Regions from separate parts of the Homo sapiens genome. Here regions 1 and 2 are each linked to region 3. Evidence: chromatin loops called from intact Hi-C (ENCODE). Cell type or tissue: sigmoid colon. All regions are shown on one strand.

Region 1 (2,500 bases), 110 kb after region 3:
ACTTATGGTGGGATTACATCCCAATAAACCCATCATAAGTTAAACCTATCATAAGTCAAAAATGCATTTAATACACCTAACCCACTGAACATCACAGCACAGACAATGTCAGGCACTTTATTACATGTAGTAAAGTTGACATGACTCTTAATCCTACTAACAACCCTAGGAGATAGATTCTGTTATTATTACCATTTCATGATTTAGGAAGCTGAGAATCAGAGAGGTTAGTGGCTGGGGTTGAAATTCAAGTAGTACAGTGTAAGAGCCTTTGCTTCTCCTAGAGGCTCTGTAAAGGTCTGTTGAATAACTGAGTAGACGATAGATTGATTGCAATATAGTTCCTCTGTTGCCTTTTTGAAGTGTTAGTTTAGTAAGCAACCACAGAGAAATTATTATCTACTAGAGATGGGAATAGGAACGGTTTCCTAAATCAGGGTTGGCCAATAGTCTTTAGTTCAAACTAAAAGCCATCACTTCTGCAACATTATGTGTCAAGCATGAGCTATATGACATGAAAGATAAAGTGATGTAGCAAATGTATTCATAATTCAGCAATATGAGATTATGAGAAGGAGCATATTCCTGTGCACTCACTCTGAGGTCAAAGGAGACACCCATTTTCCTCTTGAGGGAAATAGTGAGAGGTGTTTACCTGAAGGCCCCTGGTTTGTGCTCCCCCATAGCTGGGGAGAGGGAGCTGCTGCCGCCCTTTCCAGTAGGAGTTGTATATTCTATAATGTCCTTATCACAATTCCTTTAAGGGCCTCCAGCACTTTGGAAGCATAGAAAAAAGAAACAACATTCCTGCATCGCGGGGCCATTGATGAATAAGAATGTTTATAAGAAGGCAAGCATCTTTGCACTCTATACATTTCCAAATCTTTTAGAAACATATCTAAGAACTTCTTAGTTCCCCTCCATGGTTACTGGATCTACAAACTTGGAATTTCCCCATTGGCCCTCTGATTGTATTTGGAGTCTGTTCTTCATCTTGTGGATCCTCTGGGCTCTGTCTTGAACTGTTGGAACATTTTGCTCCCACAGCTGTTGGAAGTGACCCATTAAGGTAGCCAGAGTCAGTCACTCAGCATCTTAATGGCAAGACCAAAAGGGGTGAAAGAAATAGAAGTCACGGTTAGTAAGCGACTGACCTCATTCTGCAGGAATTCTTTCTGGAAAGAGAGCAGTAGAATGTTGTGACAGGCAGTAAGTCATCTGTAAGAATGTTTACCGTGGAATTCTAGCAAAAGAAATGGCTCAAGAAACTTCCTGGGTAACACAAATAGAGTCTGCTCAGAGGCCCCAAAAGAGAGTGACTGGAAAACTTTAGCCTTGTGAGGGAGGCTGTCTACTCCAGTGTTGGAGTCAGCTGGAGGTGCAGCAGCGCTTGAGCTATCCAAACTGCTAGGATGTTGTTAATAAAAGAACCTTCTCGTTCTCGAGTCAACATGGCTAAAACAGCCAGCCATGAGATGTATGGGAAAGAAGTGCAGAGCAAGTTGTTATTTATTGAATGTGTAGTTAGGAATTACTATTTCCATTTCATGGAGGCTTAAGTAGATTGAGAAATTTGTCTGAGTTCACAAAGTTTGTTAAGTTTCAGACTCTGGGTTTAGACCCATGTGTTTCTGACTCCAAATCCTGCATGGTTGGCTTTTGTGAGAGCAAGGTTACACACTGTACACATTTTTTTTCCTCCATTGCACCATTCACTGTCCTAGGTATATAGAATCCTGGAACACAGGATTGGAAGGACCTTTAGGCATCCCATGGTCTAATCTTCTCATGGTACAGATGAGAATGGGCTCAGAGAAGGGAAGGGCCTTGCTCAGACTCACACAAAGGCTAGGGCCAGAATAGATGGTGCCTGACTCTCAGTTCAGGATGCTTATTCTGACAAGGCCCGTCACTTCACATGGATATTTAATGTATTTTGCTAGTTGGTTAAAAATAATGTAATGTATGGCAGAACCATCTCTCTTTCTTCAAGGTAAGCCATTGCTAAGTCTCGAGTCCTTTTTTGTCCCACAGCTCCTTTTTTCATTGATTATTATCATTTGGTCTATAAAGCCTTTCACCTTCATTTCAGTGAACAATACTGCTGTGGGAGACACTGGAGATGCAAAGATAAATCAGTCCTGGTTCATGAGCTTCAGGAACTTAGGAGCAGTTTGGAGAGTCAGATATGAGAACAGCTTGTTTTCATACATTATTACACAATCATATGTAATATATAGCTGGGGGGATATAGAAGTGAATATGAGAAGACCTACCCCAACCTGGGAAATTAGAGGAGTCTTCCTGTCTTCCTGGAGGATTAATTGATTAAAGTGACTCATTATTTCATTCCTACAACAAATATTTAGCAGACACCTCTTCTGTGTCAGATACTCTTCCAGTTATTAAGGGATGCAGCACTAAGAAAGCAAAAATATTCCTCACCTTCATGGGAGAAATGCAACAAGTGTAACTAAACAAAATATTACTCAAGTTTGCA
Region 2 (2,500 bases), 170 kb after region 3:
CATCTTTCCCTTACTACTATTAATTCTGGACCTTAAGTAAGTTGTGTACCTTTTTCAAGTTTCCTCATCTGTAAGAAGGAGGACAATAATAATTCCTATCTTGTATGTTATTGTCAGAATTTAATGAGTTAACAAATATATGTAATATATATGTTTTATATATATATACACATTTTGGTTTAGTGTTTGGCATATAGTTAAGTACAAAATAAATATTAGCTATTGATATTAATTTTGGGGTTGGAGGTCAAGAAATAAGGCTGGAAAGTTGGGAGGCTCCATTGTGAAGAGTGACTTAATGATTAAGAAGCTGGATTTTGGGCAAGAAAAAAGAGGGGCTTTGGACAGGAGAGTGCATTCATTTTCTATTGCTGCCGCACAACATGAAACTTAGTGGTCTGAAACAACACAGACTCACAGTTCTGGAGATCAGATGTGTAACATGGTAGGCAGATTGCATTCCTCTGGTTTTGGGGAAGCCGTACCTTTCTCAGCTTCTAGAGGTTCTCCATATTCCCTGGCTGGTGGCCAAGCATATTCCGAATTCTGCTTCCGTTGCCACATCTTCGTGTCTGCCTGACTCTACTGTGTCTCTCTCACAAGAACTTTTGTCCCAGATAGTCCAGGACTATCTCCCCATCTCAAGATCCTTAATTTAATTACATTGGCAAAGTCCCTTTTGCCATGTAAAGTAACAAATTTGCAAGTTCTGGGGATTAGAATTTGGGCTTTGATGGAGGACATTTCAGCCTACCACAGAAAGTAACATGGCTGTCTGGGGATTTTCCAGGATAGCTTGTGAGATTAGAGTTAGGAAGGCCAGTTAAGATGCTGTTGTGAGAATGTGAGAATGCTGTTGTGAGAATGTTGTGGGGAATGTGAATGTAAGCATTAGGGGCAATCAGGACACTGGGGAGGAATGGCTGCTGAAGAACTAAAATCACCAAGACTTGGCTAATGAGATTAGGAGAAGGGCTTCTTTCTAGATTTCTAGCTGCAGGGACTTTCAGCTAGGGGATGGTGGTGTCAGCAGGAGCTGGCAAATACCAGGGGAGGTGACCGACACATTGACTAAGGCTTTCTGAGAAATCTTGCTTCCTGTAGCCTGCAGCCATTCGTTATAAAACACAGAGAGCAGTCTGGCCCAGAACAGAGTTTCCCACATTTCACTCATTCTTAACAACTTTTTCCAAACCTGTCTTTTTAATGTTTCAATTTCTGAATATTTTTCTTTAAATAGACTCCAGTAAAAGTAGCTTCATCCTAAACAATTAGTTTCACAAAACCACAACTCTGATATGCCTGGATATTTGGATGCACATACTATTCATACATACTCATTAAAATGGAAATGTATTTTTCCATGCACCAGCTAAAATTATTTCTCAAACCATCAGTGCTAAGCAAACCACATATATGCAAATGTCGGGGAAATGACAAAAACACAGACTGAGAGATTCAAACCTAGACTTGAGTGTATCACTTGAGTCCCTGGACTTTTATTTCCTCATATGTGAAATAAAGATAATGTCTAACTTATAATAACTTAGTTAGATAATTAGTGTATGGAAAATGCAAGGTGCCATATCTTATAACAGGAACCCAGCCTATTATATGCATTTATATTGTTGAATCTTGTGATGTTTTTTCCTTATATATTAAATAAGTCAGTCTTTTCATAAGACCTGTCAGTTAATTTTGATAAACACACTAGGGAATTCATCGTCTTTGCAGTCTAGGTGGCAAAGCAATTTTACTTACTGTTTTTTATTACCTCATGAGTCTTCTTTACTTCCAGGGTACTTCTTTACTTCCAGAGGAGGTATGGAGGTATGGAGGTAGACATAGCCAGCTGAGCACACTTAGTGACCAAGAATAAATTCTTCTATCGTCAAGTCCATTCTCCTGCCTCCACTTTTTAGGGATACTCAATAAGACTGATGTGACTTTCCCCATGTTACTTGAAAATGAACAGTTTAAGGAAGAGGGAAAAGTAAACCAAGAGCCAGAGGATCAAGTGACCACGAGGGGCTTAGGGAAGGCATTCATTCCTGTTGACTGTGCTAGGAGAACCCTGGGTCAGGAGATGCTGGACTCCTGGGGTAGAAAACCTAGTTCTTTTCAAAGATTTAAAGTAAAGTTTTGAGGTGGAAAGCCCTACTGTTTTCTGGACTATATTAGAATCATTCCTCTCCTCATGGCTGTGGATCATATTGCTTATAAAATACCAGCCTCGTGACCCATTTGAGAACATCACTGAAGGTCCACAAGATAGGAACAAATGGGTTTTAAAAAACACCCCAGGGTCTCTCCCTACTGAATCCCTACCCAGTCTAACAGAATTAGACTCAAAGCAGCATTTGCAGAAGATAGCCCTCTTTGCATGAGCTTTCCAATGATACATCTGGTTTTCCTTTTGAAAAAGGCCCTCAAACCTCATAAAACTGAAGTCCTTTGATTCAAACCACAAATTCCTTATAGCTAACCTCAGCAAAACTCC
Region 3 (2,500 bases):
GCTGGTGCCTGCTCATATTGTCACTGAGAGCAAAACAATACCAAACCATAAAATATGAAACTTACCTATACCTGGAAATTGAAATTACACAATTATTTCTAGAGTAGCTCATTACAAAATGGAGGGGTTCATTGAAAAGCACTCTCTCTTTCTCCAGTCTCTTACTTATATTTGATTTTACTTTCTGGCAGCTGTAGTTTGCTGGTGCTCTAAACAAGTGTTTAATCTGTCAACTGGGTACATTAGCACTGATGGTTGCCAAACAAGAAAACATTTCTGTTTTATTTATTTATTTATTTTTTATTTTTATTTTTTTGAGACAGAGCCTCCCTCTCTCACCCAGGCTGGAGTGCAGTGGTGCGATCTCGGCTCACTGCAGCCTCCGCCTCCCAGGTTCAAGCAGCTCTCCTGCCTCAGCCTGCCGAGTAGCTGGGACTACAGGCATGCACCACTATGCCCAGCTAATTTTTGTATTTTTAGAAGAGACGAGGTTTCACCATGTTGGCCAGGCTGGTCTCAAACTCCTGGTCTCAAGTGATCCACCTGCCCTGGCCTCCCAAAGTGCTGGATTACAGATGTAAGCCACTGTACCTGGCTTAAAATTTCAGACTTTTTAATTAAATCTGCTAAAACTAGCTTCTTTTGTGGTCTCTGAAAAGTTGAGACTGCTCAGTATGGCCTGAAGCGGTCTGGTTAAGATTTTAGATTCTGGTTTTCTTCTTTGTAAAAGATGACAACTGTTTCCTAAACGGGGTGTCTCACACTGGTAGGCAGAGATACTAACAGGAGAGGAGGAATGGGCCAGGAAAACATGTAGAGGCTGGAGATGTATTTTTATTTTTATTTTAAATGACCTACCAGACTCCCTTGAGGTTTCAGTTGGGAGCCACATGAACATTACTGGCCTTTTCAACCTACCCATGCATTTTTATCATCCTGTACCAAATGTGGCAGGGAGAAGAGCGAATGGGAAGAGTTTACAGCAGGAAAGACACTCCTTAGAGTGAGGAGAGACTTGGACAAAACCTTACCTTTCTCGCCTGTGTAGGAGATGACATAACTGTCCACAGTGGCAATGGCTGGCTGCCACCTGGCCAAGGCTTCTGAGTCAGTGATGTTGGCTGTCACCAGGCCAGATGGGCCATCCAGAGCTGCAAAGAAAGATGGTGGACAGGAGGGAAGTCATTGGGTGGGACATCAGACTCTAGCTGCTCTGCTGTCCACACTGCTTATGGAGTCCTGATGTTAGGACAGTGTCAGCTGCATGGAATGGTTCAGAGACCTAAGCCTGGAGCCAGCCTGACCTGGCTTTGAGTAATGACTCCCTCCCTTGCTGGCTCAGTTACTTTGGGCCTCTATATCCTCATGTGTAAAATAGGGATAGTAATTCTGGCTGGTTTCATCTTCAGTGTTATTTTGATTTTTCCATTATATTATGGGTGGAAAGGAGCTGTGTAAACTGAACAAGGCTGAACACATGACAAGAATTATTATTGTTTATATTACTTTCCCCAGAGAAAGAACTTACACAGAGGGGACTTGCATAGTTAAGACTGCCCGAGCCTTTTCTTTTCTTTTCTCTTTTCTTTTCTTTGCTTTTTTCTTTTCTTTTTTTTGAGACAGACTGTCACTCTGTCGCCCATGCTGGAGTGCAGTGGCACGATCTCGGCTCACTGCAACCTCTGCCTCCCGGGTTCAAGCAATGATCCTGCCTCAGCCTCCCAAGTAGCTGGGATTGCAGGTGTGCACCACCAAGCCCAGCTAACTTTTGTATTTTCAGTAGAGATGGGTTTTTTCACCATGTTGGCTAGGCTGGTCTTGAACACCTGACCTCAGGTGATCCACCTTCCTTGGCCTCCCAAAGTGCTGGGATTACAGGCGTGAGTCACCGCACCTGGCCCCGAGCCTTTTCTGAGCTTTGAGTGGTATTTCTCCTTAGATGGCTTGCAGAGAACATAAAGCCAGGCTCTGGAGGCCGGTGGTCCCGGGTTCTACCATGGCTTCTCTGCCTGGTGCCTCTGTGCCCTGGGAAAATTCATTTCCCTTCTCCAAACTTCACTTTCTTCAGCTGCCAAAGGGTGACTGTTTAGTTAATAAAGACTAGCTAAGCAATGTGTGATGTGTAAGATGTACTAGGGAAAGCTCTCAATACTTGCAGTTGTTATTAAGATCTCTATTAAAGGTATTTGAAGTCTTAAGTATGGTTTTCAAATGACTTGTTCTGAGAAAGGATGGATATTCAAAGGATATTTATCCCTGGCCTCTTTTAACTGACCTCTCCTACTACCCAACATCACTTTCTCAGAAGCCAGCATGAATCTGACCATTTCCTCTTGCTTTTGCACTTACTACTCAATTGTGCCCATGCCAGCAGCCCTGGCGAGGGTGGAGGGAAGCTATCCTCAGCTCATTTCACAGAGAGGCACCTGAGCCTTGAGGGATGAAATGACTGGTCTGAGAGCCAGGATGTGGCAGGGCAACTGGGGAGCCCACATTGTCC

The links. Peaks named below come from ENCODE experiments on the same cell type or tissue, not always from the same donor. Only the 100,000 strongest peaks of a DNase experiment are listed, where the experiment ranks them.
Region 1: it touches region 3 in a loop (2.9-fold over the local background); 7 of 110 quality-filtered maps call a loop at or near these places.
Region 2: a loop joins it to region 3, with 3 times the contacts of the local background. A loop is called at or near these places in 7 of 110 quality-filtered maps.

Annotation. Positions count from the first base shown.
Region 1 is chr9:115,145,627-115,148,126 of GRCh38, forward strand. All of the region lies in intron 1 of DELEC1 (deleted in esophageal cancer 1), which reads left to right. Among named protein-coding and RNA genes, the nearest start is that of DELEC1, 5.1 kb to the left of the region's middle. In sigmoid colon, no CTCF peak of the experiment used is centred here; DNase peaks (open chromatin) are centred at 1,065 and 1,345; H3K27ac peaks cover 384 bases.
Region 2 is chr9:115,206,240-115,208,739 of GRCh38, forward strand. The region is part of intron 1 of DELEC1 (deleted in esophageal cancer 1); the gene reads left to right. Among named protein-coding and RNA genes, the nearest start is that of DELEC1, 66 kb to the left of the region's middle. In sigmoid colon, no CTCF peak of the experiment used is centred here; no DNase peak of the experiment used is centred here.
Region 3 is chr9:115,037,230-115,039,729 of GRCh38, forward strand. TNC (tenascin C) reads right to left here. Exons shown (of 28, transcript NM_002160.4): 20 at 1,032-1,151. Among named protein-coding and RNA genes, the nearest start is that of TNC, 80 kb to the right of the region's middle. In sigmoid colon, no CTCF peak of the experiment used is centred here; a DNase peak (open chromatin) is centred at 1,112.